Linked DNA regions of Homo sapiens: region 2 is linked to region 1. A link is a loop called in an ENCODE intact Hi-C map of the cell type or tissue named here. Cell type or tissue: natural killer cell. All regions are shown on one strand. Links, peaks and the distances in the headings refer to the core of each region. The heading gives the core; the rest is flanking DNA.

What was found. A loop is a pair of places that touch in the nucleus more often than their neighbours do. Peaks named below come from ENCODE experiments on the same cell type or tissue, not always from the same donor. Only the 100,000 strongest peaks of a DNase experiment are listed, where the experiment ranks them.
Region 2: it touches region 1 in a loop (2.8-fold over the local background); 1 of 110 quality-filtered maps calls a loop at or near these places.

The regions. Positions count from the first base shown.
Region 1 is chr4:101,414,613-101,420,532 of GRCh38, reverse strand. No RefSeq gene overlaps it. Among named protein-coding and RNA genes, the nearest start is that of PPP3CA-DT, 70 kb to the right of the region's middle. In natural killer cell, for the core only: no CTCF peak of the experiment used is centred there; a DNase peak (open chromatin) is centred at 2,312.
Region 2 is chr4:101,289,548-101,295,467 of GRCh38, reverse strand. The region is part of intron 1 of PPP3CA (protein phosphatase 3 catalytic subunit alpha); the gene reads left to right. Among named protein-coding and RNA genes, the nearest start is that of MIR1255A, 38 kb to the left of the region's middle. In natural killer cell, for the core only: no CTCF peak of the experiment used is centred there; no DNase peak of the experiment used is centred there.

The DNA of each region.
Region 1 (5,920 bases), core at 649-4,648:
TAAGATACTCTCACAATACTGGACAGCAATAGAGAGCCACAGTTCCCTGTCAGTCACAGGATTAGGAGGGTAAACAACTGATACTCTTCAGCGTACTGTGTTGCCAGATGATTTTGCCCAACTGCAGGCTAATATAAGTGTTTAGAGCATGTTTAAGGTAGGCTGAGCTATGAGGTAGGCGAGCTGTGATATTTTTCGGTTAGATGTATTAAATGCACCTTCAACTTAAAGATATTTTCAACATACAATGGGTTTATTGGGAGGTTAATTCCATTGTAAGTCAAGGAGCATCTGTATATTATTCCACTGGCCCATTTCTGACTCAGGTGTTAAAAAGTAGAAATCTAAATTGGCATGTGGAGAAAACACATGTACAAATAATTGTTGCCAATTAAATTAGTTGGTTAAATGAATTAGAAGAGGTTTCTCACTCACTTGCTGAAACAGAGGATTTTGTTCAAAATGTGTATGAGGATCCCACATCCTGAGATCAATTGGAAGTAGTGATGCCTGTGTTAACTAGAAGAGAATTCAAGAGTAAGTGGTTTGTTAATTCTTGAAGAGAAACCAAATGGCAGCCCCCCGCAAGCCTTAGAAACAAAAGTCAAAGGAAGCTACAAAGCAGAACAAACAAAGAAACTTTAGGGAGGTGGTGCCCAAAATCAGAGACGCCTTCATTCCCCTTTGATAATCAGTGTATAATGTGGCCACCAGTGGAGACCTAATACTACCAAATATACTGGCATTTACAATTACTTATTCAAGATAATAGTCCTTTATATACTCTGTCCTTCTCAGCATTAGATTCTCCTAATTACCAGTTGGCCATTTAGAGAGCTGGTCTTTCAAAAAAGGCACAATTGCACGTTGTTTTTTAGCTCAGCACTCTTCCTGACAGAATTATTGAGGAAGCATTATGCAAATCTATTGTTTACCAAAGCCATAAAACCATCTGGTCCTAGAGGTTCATTTTTTGTAGCTGACTTCTGGAAACCAGCGTGGGTTTAACTTCCTCTGTCCTTCCTATTCTAGCTGCCAAGCCACTGTTGACAAAACACAGGTGTTTTAAGTTACTCATTTTTGACTGGGCTTTTTATCGAGACCCTTGTTTTACTTAACTTTGTTCTAGTTTCTGTAAGATCACTTTATCTTCAGGATTTCCATGACTCAGTCAGTTTCTATACTTTCATATAGGCTTCATTTGAAAACCTTCTGAGTATTTCCAAATGTAGTCAAATACAAAGCGCGTTTGTAGGAAGCCATAAAAATGACCTGGGTAATATAACCAGGGGACATGGCCATAACATTCAGATGGCAGCATCTAGGTTTCCAAAATCAGCTCATGCTCCTACTTATACATCCATACATTTTGAATAACAGTTACCAGGAAATCTAAGATTTTGTTGCTGTTGAGTAGGTTGAATAAGTGAATTTAATTTTCAAGATCACTACATAAAATTATGCTCTTTAATTTTCTTTAATATGTGATTTTTGGATACTTCTTTTAACATATCACTGTTCTTTAATATATCACTATTATTCCAAATCACAGCAAATTCTGCCCTTACTTAGGGTGTGGAATTATATTTCCGCCAACAGAATTTCTCCAATATGATCTCCAGAAGGTGAAGTATATCATAGCTATCATAGCATAGAAGCTGAATGATGTCACTTTTAGGCACTAAATACCCTAATGGAGGGCAGCTGTCAGTTTCCAGCAGTTGGGGATGCCCTCTAATCTTCATACAATCTATATAACCATGAGCAGGAAGCAAAGGGAAGTTGTTTCAGTGATGTACACAAGTAAAGAGGTACATGCTACAATATTTTCTATGACATAAAATGTTACCAACACCTAAGGGCTTTTAAGACCATTGTAAACAATGTCAGATTCACTGCATTGTCCAAGTACTAGTAGAATAGATTGAACTTTCTGTGTGTCTGGATAGTTGCAAGTTAGACCAGAGAAGGAATTCTGGTGGCTTTTTGAGATAACAAAGACAGACAATTTTTAATATAGCATTAATACCCGTTATTTGATTATGATCTTTTTCACGAGTCCCCCTGTTTTACCATTTTGGCTAAATGAGCTCAGTTATTTGAAATCCCTAATGCCTAGTATTTTCTTAAATTGTATAACCTGTGTTATATACTAAGCTTATTATGAGTTGCTGACTTAAAAAGGGAGTAGGAGAGCAATACAAAGATGTGAACTTTGGTTAAAGTCAGAATCTTAGGAGTTGCCATTAGCTAAAAAAAGAAATAGTGGGAGGAGGATGTGGCTCTTTGCTCAAAGACTTATAGCGCTTTTCTGGCAGCCACATCCTGCCTGTGGCTAGGTCAACCCAAGTACCACATCTTACTGTTTTCTTGAATGATAAAACATTGTCTACAATTGAAGGGGCCTCTCTTTGCAATAAATCAATCTGATTACGAAAGGTTAATAAACATTTAGGGCTATAGGAAACTTGGGGCTTTGAGCTTTGCAAACATCATATATATGTGAAAATGTATGTAGCCAAGATATTTATTGATAATTTAAAAATATGTCATTATAGAAGACAACTTGGAAAAATACATAAATGTGGAAAGAAGAAATTTAAAGCTACCTCCTCTGATGTATTGAGAATAGCATTTATTTCTGCTAGTACATATGTATGTGCGAATGTATATATATGCACATATAGGAATGGTTTTGATTTTACAAATATGTATGTACTCATGTATTTACAAATGGAAAAATATTATCTGTAATTCACATATGATCATACTAAATATACATAATTGTTTTTCTTTTTATTTGCTTAATATTATAAGCATTTTTCCATGTTAAGTGTTCCTTGAAACACTGACTGCCTGTGTAATATTTTATTACATCAATGATTCTCAAACATTAGCATGTATCAAAATTAAGTGAATACTCTTATTCTACCAAATCGTCTTTGCTCCTCAGTATATTTCTATGTTATAAGTTGTTAGTCAAACTAAAGTCTTATTTCAGTTTACATTTCTTTCATTACTGATGGCAGCAGCCACCCATCTAGAGTGGCTCCCGCTATGACACTGGCTGCTGAGGCACTCCAGGGATCCTGCAGGAGTCAGGAATAGGAAGAAACCCCTCCCCGTTCCAAGTTGGAGGGATGGGATCCCTGCCCTCCCAGGCACACCTGCACCTGCAGGTGGCTACAGACCTGGGCATCTCGGCATTCTCGTGGGCCAGGAAGCCCCCCCTGCTCCCACAGGATCGGATGTGCCTGCTCCTGCTGACTGGCGTCTCCCCTCTCCTGGTGCCTGCTCTAGTTTCACAGCAAAGTTGTGGCCAGACCCAGGCGCTGTCATGTGCCCACTCCAATTTCAGAGAAAAGTTGTGGCCCAGCCCAGATGCTGTCATGAGCCAGCCAGGTATGTGAGTGCTGATACACCAGCTCCCTGCTGCCTCACCTCCCTCTGGACTTAGGGTGCCAAGGAGCACAGGAGGGAGGCCAGGGTGGGGCTAAGGGCAGCTCAGCATGGGCCCTGCAGGCACCCCTTAGCACAAACAGCCTGGACATGGTAGAGGGCATGTTAATGGTGGCAGGAGGCAGATAGGCTTCTGGGCAGATACAAGTGGGTCCCTGGTGAAACCCCACCTTCAGGACAGGGATGGCCTGAGGCCTGGGGTCCAGGCTGCCAGTTCAGCAGACCAGAGCCAGAAATTATGGTGCTTTTTCTGGGCCCACCCATAGCTGCCCATGGACCAATCAGCATGCACTTCCTTCCCTCTGAAGCCCATAAAAGTCCTGGACTCAGCCAGATTCAGGCAGATGAGAGGCTACCTGCCTGTGGAGAGAAGCTATGCACTGTGGGTCTCCTCTCTAATGAGAGCTGAATACTCATTGGGATGACTTGCCTGCAGAGAGGGTGTGCCTACCATGGGTCTCCTCTGAGCTATTCTATCACTCAATAAAGCACCTCTTGGCTTTGCTCTCCCACCACTTATTCACATACCTCATTATTCCTGGACGCAGGACAAGAACTCAGGACTCGCTGAATGGTGGGGATGAAAGAGCCATAACACAAACAGGGCTGAAACACACTCCTTGCTCACCAAGTTGCGGGTAACAAGGAGGAAGACAGAAGGAGAGAAGAGCTGCAGCCCTTCAGGGAGCCCAGACCTAGGAGCTCCCCAAGCCAGGGCTGTGACCTTCTTTGGGGCTCTGCAGTTCCTGGTGTCTCCAAGCTTCCAGGTGCCACTGCATTTCCTGGTGCCAGCCGTGGAAGCTACTTGCCATATATCTGGTCCAGCCACAGCCTTGCAGGGAACAAGCACCCGTGCCAGTGCCTGGAGCTGCCTGCCCCACCACAGCCGGCATGCCTGGTTGTGTGCAGTGGCCAGACCCCACCCTCGCTCACTCATACACCCCTTGCTTGGCTTGCCCTTGGCAGGTGTGGGATCCAGGCCAGTGGCACAAGCCAAATGCAGCCTGCCAAGCTTGGTGGGCAGAATGAGCCCAGCAGGCCAGAGCAAAACTCGAGCAAAGGCTCCACCAGCCACAGAGGTTTCTGGCCAGAAAAATGACACCGCAAGAATCCTGTGACATTACCAGTGAAGTGAAATAGTTTATCACATTTTAAATATCTGTTTGAAAGAATGATGAGCAAAATTCTATGGCTATTTTCTTCAAGCTGTAGGGGGCTTAAGATTTTTCTTACCTGTGTCTAGGAAGCCTTTATATTTTCAGGAGATGAGCCTTTTTTTTGGTCATATTTGCTATAAAATTTTTCTTACTTGATTGCTCTTTACTCATTTGCTGTTTTTAATAGTAATAGTTTTGTTCTTTTCAATTTTTATGTAGCTAAGTCACTTTTTTCTTTGTGATTTATTTTGTTTCTTGGAAAATAGGTGTTTTAGTCCATTTTCACACTGCTATAAAGAACTCTCCAAGATGGGGCAATTTATAAAGGAAAGAGATTTAACTGACACATAGTTCCACATGGCTGAGTAGGCCTCAGAAAACTTCCAGTCATGGCAGAAGGTGAAGGGGAAGCAAGGTGTGTCTTACATGGTGGCAGGAGAGAGAGAGAGAGAGAGAGAGAGAGCAAGCAAGAGAGCGAGCGAAGAAGGAAGTGCCACACTTTTAAATCACCTATCATGAGAACAGCATCGGGAAAACCACCCCAATGACCCAATCACCTCCCACCAGGTCCCTCTCTCAACAAGTGCGGATTACAATTAGAGATGAGATTTGGGTGGGAGCACAGAGCCAAACCATATCAATAGGAGACCTAAAACAAATGAAATTTTTTTTGAATTCTCATTTTTATGATTTTTATGCTTGGCATTTGCTAAACACTGAGGAATTTCTTGCCTTACCCTTCCCTACTTCCTTCCTTCCTTCCTTCCTTCCCTCCTTCCTCCCTCCCTCCTTCCCTCCCTGCTTTCCTTCTTCCCTCCCTCCCTTCCTTCCTTCCTTTCTTCCTTCCTTTTTTCTCTCTTTCTTTTTTTGTTTATATTTCATACAAGGTGAATTGAGTCCCAAATAGTTAATTACCCAACATCATTTATATTGAATAATCATTCCTTTTCCTATTGAAATGTGATGCATTGTCACATTTAAGTTAATTTGCATGCTGGAAAATTAGTTCTTAGTTGTTATTTGAAGGGAGTGTGAACTGATATCAGATATTGTTTTTAGTAAAGCACAACAGGAAATACACGCATGACAAATAATGAGAAAACCAAAAATCAAGCCATGGTAGAGCAATATCATCTCAATTTCAATATGTGTCTTGGCTTCCACTTAGGGTTCTAACCAGTTGTTTACAGGGTTTCCTTCTTTTGTTCACTGCCTTAAAGATAATGTTTTCACAGAGACCAGTAAAAAAAAAAAAAAACTCCTATTGCTTTTGGCAAACATTGAGAGTTGCATGTTTCCCAGAG
Region 2 (5,920 bases), core at 927-4,926, 130 kb after region 1:
ACTAATTTTGGAGGTTTTTCCACCTGTGTAAGCTTTATGTACAAAATAGAAAATAGATGACCGTTTTGATAAAACTCATTTGCCTGACTATTCATAAAGGTGTTGAAGCCACTAAAATATGAGTGAATATACTTTCTTTTTTTTTTTTTTTTTTTTTTTTGAGACGGAGTCTCGCTCTGTCACCCAGGCCGGACTGCGGACTGCAGTGGCGCAATCTCGGCTCACTGCAAGCTCCGCTTCCCGGGTTCACGCCATTCTCCTGCCTCAGCCTCCCGAGTAGCTGGGACTACAGGCGCCCGCCACCGCGCCCGGCTAATTTTTTGTATTTTTAGTAGAGACGGGGTTTCACCTTGTTAGCCAGGATGGTCTCGATCTCCTGACCTCATGATCCACCCGCCTCGGCCTCCCAAAGTGCTGGGATTACAGGCGTGAGCCACCGCGCCCGGCCCGAGTGAATATACTTTCACACCAAGTATACCAGTAGCCCTTTTTCTTAAGTAATTGCCTATTGATCCCATAGCTTTACCTTGTGTATAAACATTAATGGACATTTTGTATTTTGGGACCCATGACTATTTAAATTATTTTAATTTTTTTTTTTTAGTGGTTTCTGGTGCAGGAAGCGGGTGGGTTTCGCAATGTCTGTAGTTATTTTTCATCGCTACAACTAGCAAGAGAGTGCTGGTATCTAGTGAGTAAAAGCCAGAGATGCTGCCAAACATCCTACAATGCATAGAACTCCCCCCACAACACAGAATTATCAAGCCCAAAGTGTAAATAATGCTGAGGTTGAAACCCTGCCCCAGATGGAAGGAACCTTATTTTTCTCCTCTTTGCCATATATAATGTATTTTTTATGATTAAAATTCATAAAGCATACTCTTAGAATATACTAATATTAGAGACAAATATAGGCCTTAATATAAATGATTAAATTAGGTACATGTAAGGCATGAAATTATAGCATCTACTTGATATGTGGTTATAAAATTATAATACTGAAATACCCCAAGGCAAACAAATAAATAGAGATTTGGTAAAACTTAATGTGTGTCATAGAGTTACATATTGCTGGACTGGAAGGAGCCTAATTTGATGGTTCCTAATTGGGTTGATGTGTTGATGAGCATCAGTGCTTCAGAATTATTTGATGAGATACCTAGTTCAAAGATGAATGCTTGGAGTCCCACGTTAGTACTGGATTATGAAGGCACAAGGTCCAAGAAGTACTTTTTATAAGCTCACTCATTTTCTGTAACTGCAAATATAAGTGATTCTTATTATATAAGTGATTCTTATGACCTCAGCCACCATCTCCATTCCACTTCTTCTGAGATTTACTGTTCTATCTGTATTACATGAAGGCTTGATGATGTTGACATTCCTCAGTTACTATTGTTAGTGAACTAAAAAAGCGGATCATTGTTTCTTCCTTATTGCTTTGTTAAGATTGCCTTTTAAATGTGAAAATATTGGTTTTCCTATCTCGGTACATTCATTCTCCTTACATAATGCCTCCTGGCTGTCTTCTGCCAGGCCCGTTCCTAGTGTCTGATGATACGGATATTGTCTCTGCCCTCATGGAGCAAAAGAGAGATAGAGAAAAAAAATAAGCAAACAATAAAGCAAAGCTGTAGGAGTCTTAAAAAATGGAGCAGAACATTCAGCTACAAGTGGCCTAGCAATCACATGGTTCAGCTGAGACCTAAGGAGTTGAAGTGACTTGCCCAAGTTCACCTAATTACATGGCTGTGGTGGAGGTGAAGGGAGGGCGTGGGCCTCTGGATGTCTCTTCTCTCATTCCACACTAGAAGACATGCAGGTGGGGAACAGGAGCATCTTCTACATGTGGAAAAATGTGAGGGACTGGCCCATGTGTGTTATAGGACAAGTTGATACCACCGTCAAGCCTAGTGGAGGTAAGGGAAGTTGTGGGCCATTCCAAAGACATGTGTTCACTCCACCCTTCACACTCTTATTGGAATAGGTAAACATCAAAGAGAAAGTGACCAATATTTCTTCCTTTCTTACAAGGACACAGCCATGGCTGGGCTGGTTGGTATTCCTTTAAAGTCTGAAGAATCAAGAGTTCCTGAGCGTGTCTTATTCCCTGTCCTGGCCACTAGGCAGTCAGTGGCTGCCCAAATTGTGTTATGGAAAAGTGAAGCATGGGAAGACAGAAAAGGGGGGATAATATTATTACCTGTGATTGAGCAAGCAGGTAAAGGAGGAGAAAACGAAGGGTAGGAGGATTCAAATGGGGAAAAGGGCATGTTTTCCATGCTGCTTTCCCTTTCCTGCTGTGAACTTCAGAATGCACTTGCCCATTGACCACATTGTGAGTGTGGGTTATGATTCTAGGCCAGCTTCCCAGACCTTACTTCACCAGTCATGCATTCTCTGACCGTAACACTAAGAGTACAATGGTACCAAAATTTTAATGTAACATTTTGAAATAGTAGGTGAGATTTGGATAGGATGGTTAGCAAGTTGGTTTATCAAACTTAGCCTGTAAATGACCACACAGGTTTGGAAATAGAAAATAATTTACATTATGTGATATAGTACATAAGATTGTCATGTGGAAAAACAATACAAACTAGATTGAATATTCACCATATGAGAAAAACACTTTCTTCCCTTTTGAATCACATTAGCTTTTAAGAATCTTCAAAACTTTTCAGGAACATGCTATATCCACCCAACCCCTTGTTTTTTGGTTAATTGTTGTTTGCCCTATCCTAAGGACCAAAAGCTATACTTACTTCCATTTAGTTTGTCAGTCTTTTAAATTTATTTTTCTAAATTGAGAAGAGCCTGATTAAGGAGTTCTGTGGCAATAGAAAATCTCTCTTCAATTCATTGCCAAAGCATAGAGGCTTCTGTATATAGTATTTAAAAGTAGAGCTCTAAAGTAATTATTTCCTTGGATCCTAAGAGGACTCGTGTTAGTGAAAGCAAAGTGGGACTTATTTCGACCCACAAAGAAGAGCTGATTTAGAGGCCATGTGGTGATGCCATGGGAGAGGCGCATGTACTGCTGGTTTAGGACGAGCTCTTCTGATAAGCTCTCAGCTGTTACAACAGATAAGAGAAAATTGATAGTTTCAGAAAGCAATGAAAGTCAACTAGGACTACAGATAAACAGCATCTATGATTCTTTTCAAATGTTTGAGTACAAAACACCCATATTTTAATTTAATAAACAATTACTGGAGACTTACTATGTATAATATGCTAGAAATGTTAGAAGCTCTAAAAGAATGATAGGACAGAGTTCTGCCCTTAAAGACTTTAGAACTTTTTAGGGAAGAGTCAGGTCCCACTATAGGGGCCGTGTGTGTGTGTGTGTGTGTGTGTGTGTGTGTGTGTGTGTGTGTGTGTGTTCATGGGCTCAGTGCAGCCTCGAACTCCCCGGGCTCAGGTGATCCTCCCACTTCAGTCTCTCGAATAGCTGAGACTACAGGAGTACACCACCATGCCTGGTTAATTTTTTATTTTTGTAAAGATAGGGTTTCGTCACATTGCCCAGGCTAGTCTCAAACCCGTGGGCTCAAGGGATCTGCCCACCTCGGCCTCCTAAAGTGTTAGGATTACAGGTGTGAGCCACTGTGACTGGCCCATGTGTGTTATAGGACAAGTTGATACCACTGTCAAGCCTAGTGGAGGTAAGGGAAGTTGTGGGCCATTCCAAAGACATTTGTTTACTCCACCATTCACACACTCATTGTCTCCTGCATATCACTCTGTCCAAGTAATCAGCCTGTGTTTGCTATTACAGATATTCATTCAAGTATTTTCCTTCCTTTTTGAAATGTCCTGGAGAACAAGGATGTTGCGTTATTAATCTTATTCTCAGTGTTTGTCAGTGTCTGCTAAACATTTGTTAGAGTTAATGATTGAGTGAATAATGCAGGGATTAATTCGTGAATGCTTTGTGAAAGCAATGGAGATATGGATGTGGACTGGTAGAGTGGAGGACCTTCCTCTAATTGAGGCTTGGAGTGGAGGGCAGAGGAAGTACTCCAGAGCTGGAACAAGGACATAGTGATGAGCATACCATGTGTTGGGAAGGCAATCCTCAGATTACATAATAAATTAGAATGCATGCCAATACAGACTCCTTAGGTTGCAAGTCATAGGAAACCTAGCTCAGAGTGGATTAAACAACATCACACAGCAACTCTTGACTTTTTTCAAATGAAGAATTGGCCCCAAAGATTACTCCTATTAGTGAAAGCAAAGCAGGAAATTATTTTGACCCACATAGAAGAACTAATTTAGTTGATTTAGAGGTTCTAATTACGCTAAGTAACTGAATAACTGAATAGCCTAGTTAAGGGGCAAAACATCAGGTACAGTTTGCAGCAGACAATCAAATAATGTAAACAATCCTGGTTATTTTGCTCTCTTAGGTTCTGCTTTTCCTACATTGTGCTTTCCTACTTACGATGGCTTCGTTCTTATGGTAGCAAAATGGTTATAGTAGCTCCAAGCCTTGCCTGTTCACACCAAAATACAGTGGAGCTTGCTAGCTCCAATGTCTCTTGCGTCTGAATGACTCTGATTTTATTTGCATGCCTCAAAACCAATCACTGTATCCAGGGAGTTGGGTTATGTCAGTCTGGCCCCATGCCATGAGGTGGTATTCATTGATTGCCTCCAAGCCCTGTTGTTGGTGCTGGAGATGATGTTTAAGTTGCAACCACATACCTGTACCCTTATTCTGGCACTCCCTGTGTTCCTTCTTTGTTTTATTTTTCTCAATAGCATTAACTGCCTTCTAACATACTATTTGACTCTTGTACTGGGTTGTCTGTCTCTCCTTGTTGGAATGTAAGCTTCACGAGGGTGTATGCATTTTTGCCTGTTTTGATCGCTGCTCCATCCGCTGTCCAGCATATGTAGGGACTCTAAATATTTGTTTACATGAATGAAAAAGAAACAAGATTCTGACTTTCTTAGGCTTACATTCTCATGTATTTATATTATTTAAGCAAGGAAATATTTATATTAATTAAGCAAGAAAATACCAGTTACTGATAAGTGTTGTTAAAAATAAAACATGGTGATGGGAAAGCAAATGTGAAGGGTGGTTTAATGTGGATGGCAATTCCACCTCAGTTGTTGGGCCATTAACAGGAGCGGAATGGGTGACCAAAGGAAATTCCTGGGACTGCACCAGATAAAGTCAAACTGGAGATAGAGGTAACAGAAATGATCTTTCTTATAGAATGCATCTTATGACTTAATCAAACTAGAAACAGTTATATCCTTTAGAGAAATTACTATTTTCAAGATTTTTGCTAGCTGCTTCTTGGCAAGTTTTGTAAACTTTTGTTGACTTTTAACTTTATGTCACTCATCTCTTAAAACTGTAGATCACTTTTGTCTTGCTAGGTACAATGTTGGTGTCACACAGTCTTCATTACATGCATGTGGGTGGCACATTTCTGATGTCAGGCTAGCTTCCTTCCTAACACTTCCTTGCACCATTCTAGCAGCATGATCTTAGGGCATGTAAGCCCATTTTAATGTTAGTCTTAAACATCTGACACACACACACACACACACACACACACACACACACACACACATACACGGACATTTTGGGATTATAGTGATATTGTTAAATTGAATATATAACTGGAATCAAGTGACATTTGAATGAGACAGATTCACAGAAGTCATAGGCTCATATTTGAGGGTAGGGAGAAATTTAATGTAAAATGAAAGGTAAGTTTAAAAACAACCTCACATATATGCATATATTATGTATAAAAAAATCTATGAAAATGTATACACTAAATTATATATGTTTATACATAAGAGACTGGATTTACAATCTTTGACTCATTAACTCACCTGATAATTAATCATGAAATGATTAAATTCAGAAAGGGAGTTTTATTACATGAAG